Linked DNA regions of Homo sapiens: region 1 is linked to region 2. A link is a loop called in an ENCODE intact Hi-C map of the cell type or tissue named here. Cell type or tissue: Calu3. All regions are shown on one strand.

The links. A loop is a pair of places that touch in the nucleus more often than their neighbours do. Peaks named below come from ENCODE experiments on the same cell type or tissue, not always from the same donor. Only the 100,000 strongest peaks of a DNase experiment are listed, where the experiment ranks them.
Region 1: a loop joins it to region 2, with 2.2 times the contacts of the local background. A loop is called at or near these places in 1 of 110 quality-filtered maps.

What each region holds. Positions count from the first base shown.
Region 1 is chr14:91,753,338-91,757,337 of GRCh38, reverse strand. No RefSeq gene overlaps it. Among named protein-coding and RNA genes, the nearest start is that of CATSPERB, 23 kb to the right of the region's middle. In Calu3, no CTCF peak of the experiment used is centred here; DNase peaks (open chromatin) are centred at 1,607 and 2,317.
Region 2 is chr14:91,648,567-91,652,566 of GRCh38, reverse strand. The region is part of intron 15 of CATSPERB (catsper channel auxiliary subunit beta); the gene reads left to right. Among named protein-coding and RNA genes, the nearest start is that of CATSPERB, 82 kb to the left of the region's middle. In Calu3, a CTCF peak has its summit at 2,398; a DNase peak (open chromatin) is centred at 2,466.

The DNA of each region.
Region 1 (4,000 bases), 100 kb before region 2:
AATAAATGACTTACATAGATTTATAAGGTAATTAATGACAGAGCTGAGTCAAGGATTCATGTTTCTTGATGCCTAGTTTAGTAGTCTTTGATGCAACAGACATCAAGTACATATTATATCTAGAAGTAATGTATTAAAGATAATCTTTTGGCTTAAATCATTTTAGAATGTGTAACATCCTTGTAATACAAGTCATTACCCATTTCAACTAGAGAAGAAGATATATAGAAATATCAAATGTTAACAAGGTAATAGGCCATTGCTTTTGTGTAATTCAAAATTTGATAATGATTTTGTTCTTTGCCCTAGTTATTGATAAAATTCTTAAAGTGAACATTGCCCTACTGCCTATTTCTAGGTGCTGTTCCCTTTAATAAGTATATTTTGAACATCATTTGTTTAACCCTGTTTTAACCAATTAGAAATCTATCTACTTGAATTATGTTCATTCTCTTCCCTATGTATTCTTTTTGAGTAACAAAATGAGATTATTTTAATATGACTAGAAAGGAAATATATCTTAATATGAGGGTGTACAAACTTTTGTTGTCTTAAATAAAGATTGACATGTCAAATCTGTAAAGAATAAAAGTAGACCTCATTTTTAGGTTTATTATTTTTTAAATACCACAAATGACAGTAAAGTTGCCTTCATTTAAATTGGTACCTTCAGTTACCCACCACCCCCAACCACTTCAATAGTTAAATGCATCTTACTTAAACATATTGGAAAATTTGGAGTAGAATCTTAATTAATGTTAATTTCATGTCTTTGATGATATACAATGTCCCTGCAAGATTAAAACATGATAATGGGAGTAACAAAAAATCACTGTTATTTAGTTTTTTAAATTTTGCATTTAGTGACTTTGAACAGTACAAATCAACTTAAAATGTATGCTTTGCTACTGACTATAACACTGACAATTGTATCATCAAGAGCAAATACTCAGCTTTGAGACCTTGGATCTAAAAAGCTAAAACTCTGCATTTCTGTTAAACATGTATTGATCTGGCAGTTGACAGCAGGTTGTCAAAGTGCCTTATGGTGGAAGTTGTAATAGATGATATCTACGTCCTCCTCTAATGAGTGAGTCTACCAAAGACCATGGAGAGGAAAATGTGCCTCTTATTGCCTGACTCCTGATGAATAAGACTTCAGTGAAGTGCAGAAAACAGGCCTCTGCTAGGTCTATCCATGACAGGCAAGTTACCCAAATGAAAACCTTGGGCTCTGTCTCAGCTGTCACCCTAACTTTCAAGTGACAGCAGCTAGCCTTTCAAAGTTCTAAGCACCTTTGAAGAGTTTCTGATAACACATTTAAAAGTATTATCACAGATGAAAGAGAATTCATTATGTCAGACCTACCTCAAAAGTTTTAAGTTTGTTCTTAAGTCCTTTCAGAGAAATTAACAATCCAGGAATAAATCTTTTAATTTACCCTACCTATTGTGGTTACTAGTACAAGGCACCTTTCTGATAATGAAACAGAAATCCTTTCATTCCTGGAATTTCCTGTTGGGAGTGTAGAGTTTTCTGAGCAATATGTAACGTTGGTTAGTTACGCAATATGTTGGATTTTACTGCCAGCTTTGTTTAAAAAGGGTGTGAGAGGCTTTGACCAACAGGAATGTGAAGTCAAAGTTAAGTATGGCATCATCTTACCACCTGTCACATGAATAAACCCGGATTCATAAGCAAATATGTTATACATTTAAGTGTTTTTATTAACTCAGATAAGCTAACTATAAAATAGTTTTATCTTTACCTGTATATAATTTGGAGAAACTATCTTTTTCCCTCCAGGAAAATGTTAGTGGAGAAAAATTGGTCCCCAAAGTTGCATACAAAAGTTATTAAACATGTGAGGGAGGTTGTCTTCAGTGATTGCAGGGGAGATGGATGGATCTGGAGATATGCTCATAATATATTTAAATCCCAGTACATGGGTGAGAGTCAAGTCTTCAGCACTATGGCAAACCTGCTAAGATTCAGGCCCCTGCTCTCTCCTCTGTCTCTAGCTACTTGGATAGGTGCTTAGTTCTCCCACATAACATTTCAAGATCTGTTTAGAATAACCCCTCCCAATCTTATGCAGAAAAGCATCCATATGCTGTTTTTAAGGATATAGAGACTATGTTGTAGTCTCCTTCAATAATACATTACCTATTTTTAATAACTTTAAGCCTCAGAAATTTCTTAGGTTAATATCTAATCTAATTTTCTCTGTAAGGCAGTTCTCAACCTTAGCACTATTGACATTCTGGGCTGGATAATCCTTTGCTGGTGGGGAGCAGGGGGGACTTGCCTGTGCATTATGAGATAGATGTTTGGCAGCATGCCTGGGCTCTACTCACTAGATGCCAGTAGCACCCTGCTCCCGGTTATGATTGCCAAAAATGTCTCCAAACATTGTCACATGTTCCATAGGGGTCAAAATTGCCCCTGTTTGAGAACCACTGCTCTAAGACAGCATAGAATGTTAGATAACTGTCCAGTTTTTATTTTCTCTTTTCCACTTGGCTGTGATTTACTTGAGATCTCACTTAAGAGGTGAGACTGGAACCTGGGTTTCCTAACTTCACTGTTAGTTTTTTTCCTAACACACCATGCTTTCTTGGTTTAAGATGCTCTGATACCCTACTTATGGGCTTGTCCAGCTATGAGTTCTGTTACAGTATAGCTAACCATTTAGTAACCTACTCCACATTATGCACATAAAATCTGTAGTTCTCCTTAATATCCACTTGTACATATTGTTTTGGCTTGTTTCTCCCAGAAGCAATCCTGAAATGGGAATTTGTGTAAAAGCGGCTTATTAGGAGGTGTTCTCAGGAAAAATTGGTAGAGGAGTGGGGAAGTGGCCAGGGAAGAGAAGGAAACAAAACAATGGTACAATGTCAGGCAAACTTCCAAGCAAGTAATTTTAGCTCAGTCCCCCTGGAGAGCCCTGGAGACAGTGTAGATCATATCTCAGAACTGTTCCAATCAGGTACAAGAGAAAAAAACTACAGTGTGCATACTTCCCTGCCCATCAGTCATTGTTTGAGGTGGAGTTTCTTAGCCTTGATACTATTGACATTTTGGGGGTAATTCTTTGGTTTTTTTTGTTTTTGTTTTTGTTTTTGTTTTTGTTTTTTGTCTTGGGAGTCTGTCCTGCGCATTGTAGGCTGTCTGGCTACAATCTCTGGCTTCTATGTGTTAGATGCCAGTAGCCTCCCAGCCACCTTTCCCGGCCCGGTTATGACAACCAAAAGTATCTCTAGACACTTTGACTCCTGGAGCTCAAAGTCACGTCCTCATTCAGAACCACTGGTTTAAGTGTCCCTGGGGAGATGTAAATTTCCAGGAAATTTACTCAGGCAAAATGGTCTTTGGCAGCTTAAGAGCAGCCCTCTGACTGACACTGGCATTGGCTGTGGGGGTGAAAGCACACCAGGAGCCATGTGCGTGAAAAGGTTAATGAATTCCAGTAGCTATGGTTGGAGTGCTGATATCATGTGCTACCTGTATATTGACTTATTAAATTTCTCCTTTTCAGCCATGTGAGCATATTTGATATAAAGGCACAGTTTTCTTTGAAGGGCTTTTGGTGGACTGAGTCAACCCAGTGTGCCACATGTTATAGTCAGTGCCACTAGAGCAGTATCTGACTCATCCTACTGTTGCCATTATACACCATAAATACCTCTCCACTGAGGCTAATTTTAAGCTCTGTGGAATTAGTTTGATCAGAAACCTGAATCAAGAAAGAATTTCATAAGTTGGAACCATTCCTGCTAGACTAGACTTACTGATTTTTGTTTCACTCTAATGACAGAAAATCAATGTGTTTTGGCTGTGTTTTTCTAATCTTGAATCTATTTTTGTTGTACCTGCTGTGCCCAATTTACCATTCATTCATTCAAAAAGTGTTTACTGAGTGCCTAATATGTGCCCAGCGCTTTGCTTGGTAATAGGAATACAATAGGAGACAAAAGAGAGATGGTTGCTGTATTA
Region 2 (4,000 bases):
CCCGAGTAGCTGGGATTACAGATACCCGCCACCATGCCCAGCTAATTTTTTTTTTTTTTTTTGTATTGTTAGTAGAGACAGGGTTTCACCTTGTTGGCCAGGCTGGTCTCAAACTCCTGACCTCAAATGATCTGCCCATGTAGGCCTCCCAAAATGTTGGGATTACAGGCATGAGCCACTGTGCCCAGCCTAATGGTATTTCACTGAAGATTTAGTTTGCATGAGTAATAATGTTAAGTATATTTTCATGTGTTCATTTTTATATCCTTTTTTGTAAATTCTTTTCAAGTCTTTTTTGAATGAAGTTTTGATTTGAGTTACTTTTCTTACTGATTTCTATAAGATTTTAATGTATTACGGATATGATTTTTTGTTAGAAATATGTCTTGGAAATATCTTCTTGTAATTAGTGGCTTGTCTTATTTATCTTCTTCATGGTATCTTTTGAACAAAAATTATTAATTTTTGAAAGCTCAATTGACCAATCTTTCCTTTTATGGTTAGCACTTTTTACTTCTTGTATTCTATTTAAGAATTCTTTGCCTATCCCAAAGCTATGAAGATATTCTCCTGTTTTCTGGAAATTGGTTGTTTTAGATTTTATATACAGATCAAAGTAAAATCTCTAATTTTGTATATGTCATGAAGTGAGGTTCATTTTTTTCCCTGTATGACTACCAGAGCCTCTACTCTGGCCTTGAATTGAATATTCATCCCAAGCTTTTCTTTCTGCTTTTGTAAGCTCTCCAATATATCCATAGAAGTCATGCCACCCCACAATCTTTGTAAAAATTATGGTTGTCACTGTAATCAACTGCAGCTACTCCAATGGACCACCTCAAGTCTTGCCCTCCACAGACACTGCATCCCACACTCGCCACAGAGATAATTTGAGTAATTGTGAAGCCCTTGCTTGCTATGGTTTGCCAGGCATAAGTGGTCATCTGTTCACTCATTAAGTGTGTAAGCAACTCAGTCCCAGAATCCCACCACTATATTCTATGCCTTAGGGACACTGTAGGTAAAAACACTATATCAGTTTTGGACCATGCAGGAAACGTAATTCCTCTCAGGTGTTTTACCTGAAGAAGCTTTACAAGGGGACTATTTGCAGAGGGCAGACATAGTTAAAGGGAGCAACAGTGATAGTAAAATATCCAGAGACTAGCAATGGAAGAAAGATGTTACAGTCTCTTTGCTTAGAGGGGGGATAAGATAGATAGATGGCATTACTAAAGCCCAGTCAAAGCTGGAATGGAGTAGGGACCACCCTTTAAGAGGTGTAATCTAGGAAGCTCACAGCCACCACAAAACCACACCACCAAAGCAAGAAGAAAGAGGATGAAAACTACCTTAACTTCTGTCTCCTTCTCCTTTCTTAACTCCTGCTGCTGCATTTCATTTGCCAAGCCCAATCAGGAGTCAACTGGAAACAGCACAAAGATTGCAATTCATAGAAATCAGTCTTCCATTGCACCAAACAGGAAAGAGAAAGTCTGAGAGTGGATCTGGAGGAATGGCCAAATAGAGAATAAACAGCACATATTGTGAAATAAAAACCAAAATAGACCTAGCAAGATAATGTTGGAAACAGTAAAAATAACACCTAAGAAAACTAAATTGTCAATAAAAATTATAGAATATTAAAAATTATAAATATAAACTATAGAAACATACCCAGATGTAAAATGAACAAATAAGTGGAGAAAATCTAAAATAATAAATATAGATGCTAAAGATTCAGGAACTGCAAAATTGTAGGGATTTCTAGTGATGAACAAAAATTGTGGCTGTATGTTTCTCTCTTTTATCTACAGTTTCTGGCATAGTATAGCCCTCTGATAGAAATGGGTGGGTGGATGGATGGATGGATGGATAAATACAAAAAACAGAAAGAACAGAGGAAACCAAAATCAATAATGACATTAATTTTTTTAACTAAAAGCAAAACAAACCAACACTAAAAGCAGAAACACTCTTCGAAATGGGAAATGTAAGTCAATTTTAAAGAAACAAAAATCAAGCCAGCCTTGGATTCTTCTGCTGCAACAATGCCTGTTGCATATTCTAATATAGAACCTCCAAAAAAATTAGTTTCACCTAAGAATTTGGAACCAACTCAACTCATTATTCATATTCGTATTCATTTTCTAAAAGAAAAACATAGAATTCTTCTACAACAAATTATGGTGATTCCTTCCGTGACACTGGTTTTACTGATAAACATATGTCCTATTGCTTTATTTTCTTCTCTGCACACACAATAACTTTGTTTGAAAGCATTTTAAGCAGCAATAAAACTCAACATGTATTGCACCAATGATCTAGGAAGCTCAGTTAAAGTGATGACACTTTATAAAAGTTATAAATAACTGATTTATAAATATTTATAAAGTTATAAATAACTGAGACAAAGTACATGCATGGGTAGGCAATTGACCACTATGGTTTCAGTGCCCTCTGGCTGACAATGATTGTAAGACACATCAATTATAAGACGTGTCTCAATTCCCAAGCTGTTAACATGTGAAACATGCATTTCTTGCCATATTTATCCACAAAATATGGCATATTGAACCTTAGCAATTACAACAGCAAAGTTTTGCTACTGAAAAGCTCACGGGAGCATAAGAAAAAGCCTGACTACATGTGATTCAGAGGAAATAATTATAAATATTATTGACACAAAAAATAAAAACACAGTGAGAGTCTCTCAGAACCACATGATAAAATAATCAAGAATTTAAAAGACAAGAGGAATAACAAAAAGTTAAAACTAAAAAGCCAAGGTTTTGCCATCCCTAAAAGGCAATCCAAAATACTATCTCTTTATCTGAGTATAACTTTACATGGAGTTAGGAATTTTTTTGGAATCCTTTATTGTGATCATTCATGGAATTTTTTTAAATGTGCATGCTGGCGGGCGTCTGTAATCCCAGCTACTTGGGAGGCTGAGGCAGGAGAATCGCTTGAACCCAGGAGGTGGAGGTTACAGTGAGCCAAGTTCGTGCCACTGCACTCCAGCCTGGGTGACAGGCAAAACTCTGTCTCAAAAAAAAAAAAAAGTGTGTACAATACAAGTCTTAAAAAGCAAAAGAAGGCTAGATGTGGTGGCTCATGCTTGTAATTCCAGAACTTTGGGAGGCCAAGGCGGGAGCATCACTTGAGCGCAGGAGTTCAAGACCAGCCGGGGCAACAATCTCTACACACACACACACACACACACACACACACATATATGTATACATTTAAGTTTGTGTATATGTATTAAAGCAAAGGAAACAGAATAACCCATAAAAATAGACATGAAAGAGAGAAAAGACATAGCAGAAAATGTACAAAGCATAAAATAGAATAACCAAAAGTAGAGCTGGTCTACAGTTATCACCATAAATGTTCATTTATTCAGCAGCATTTATTGAGTACCTCGTATATGCCAGGTACTGTTCCAATCACTAAGGGTACAGCAGTCTCTTTTCCTGTGGAACTTACACACTTGTCAGAAGACACTGATAATTAACAAATAAACCAAAATAGGCTGTATGTAAGATAAATGCTACACAGGAAAAAAAAAAAAAGCAAGATAGGTGAATGGGAAGTGCCAGGTGAAGTGTGTGTTGCGTTGTGTGGTGTAGCATGTATTGTGGTCTGGGTGAGCGGCCTTGAAGCAGATGAGGGAATGAGCAGATATCCGAGGTAATCTACATTTCTCCATTAAAGACAGAGTCTTATTTTGGATTTTAAAATCTTGAAATATATTGCCAGGAGTGAAAAACTTAAAGCTAAAGTGGAGAGAAAAAAATATAAATAAAGATTTGAACAAGTATGTGAAACACACTGGGAGAGAAAGCAGAGGCAGTAATGTTCATATTCACACAGAGCAGGAATTTTAGGCTGAAAGTATTCAATAAACAAAGTTCTTTCTGTGATAAAATATAAATAGTACAAATATATCATATTGAGTCAATGCTCTAAAAGAATACAAGATATGTAAATATAC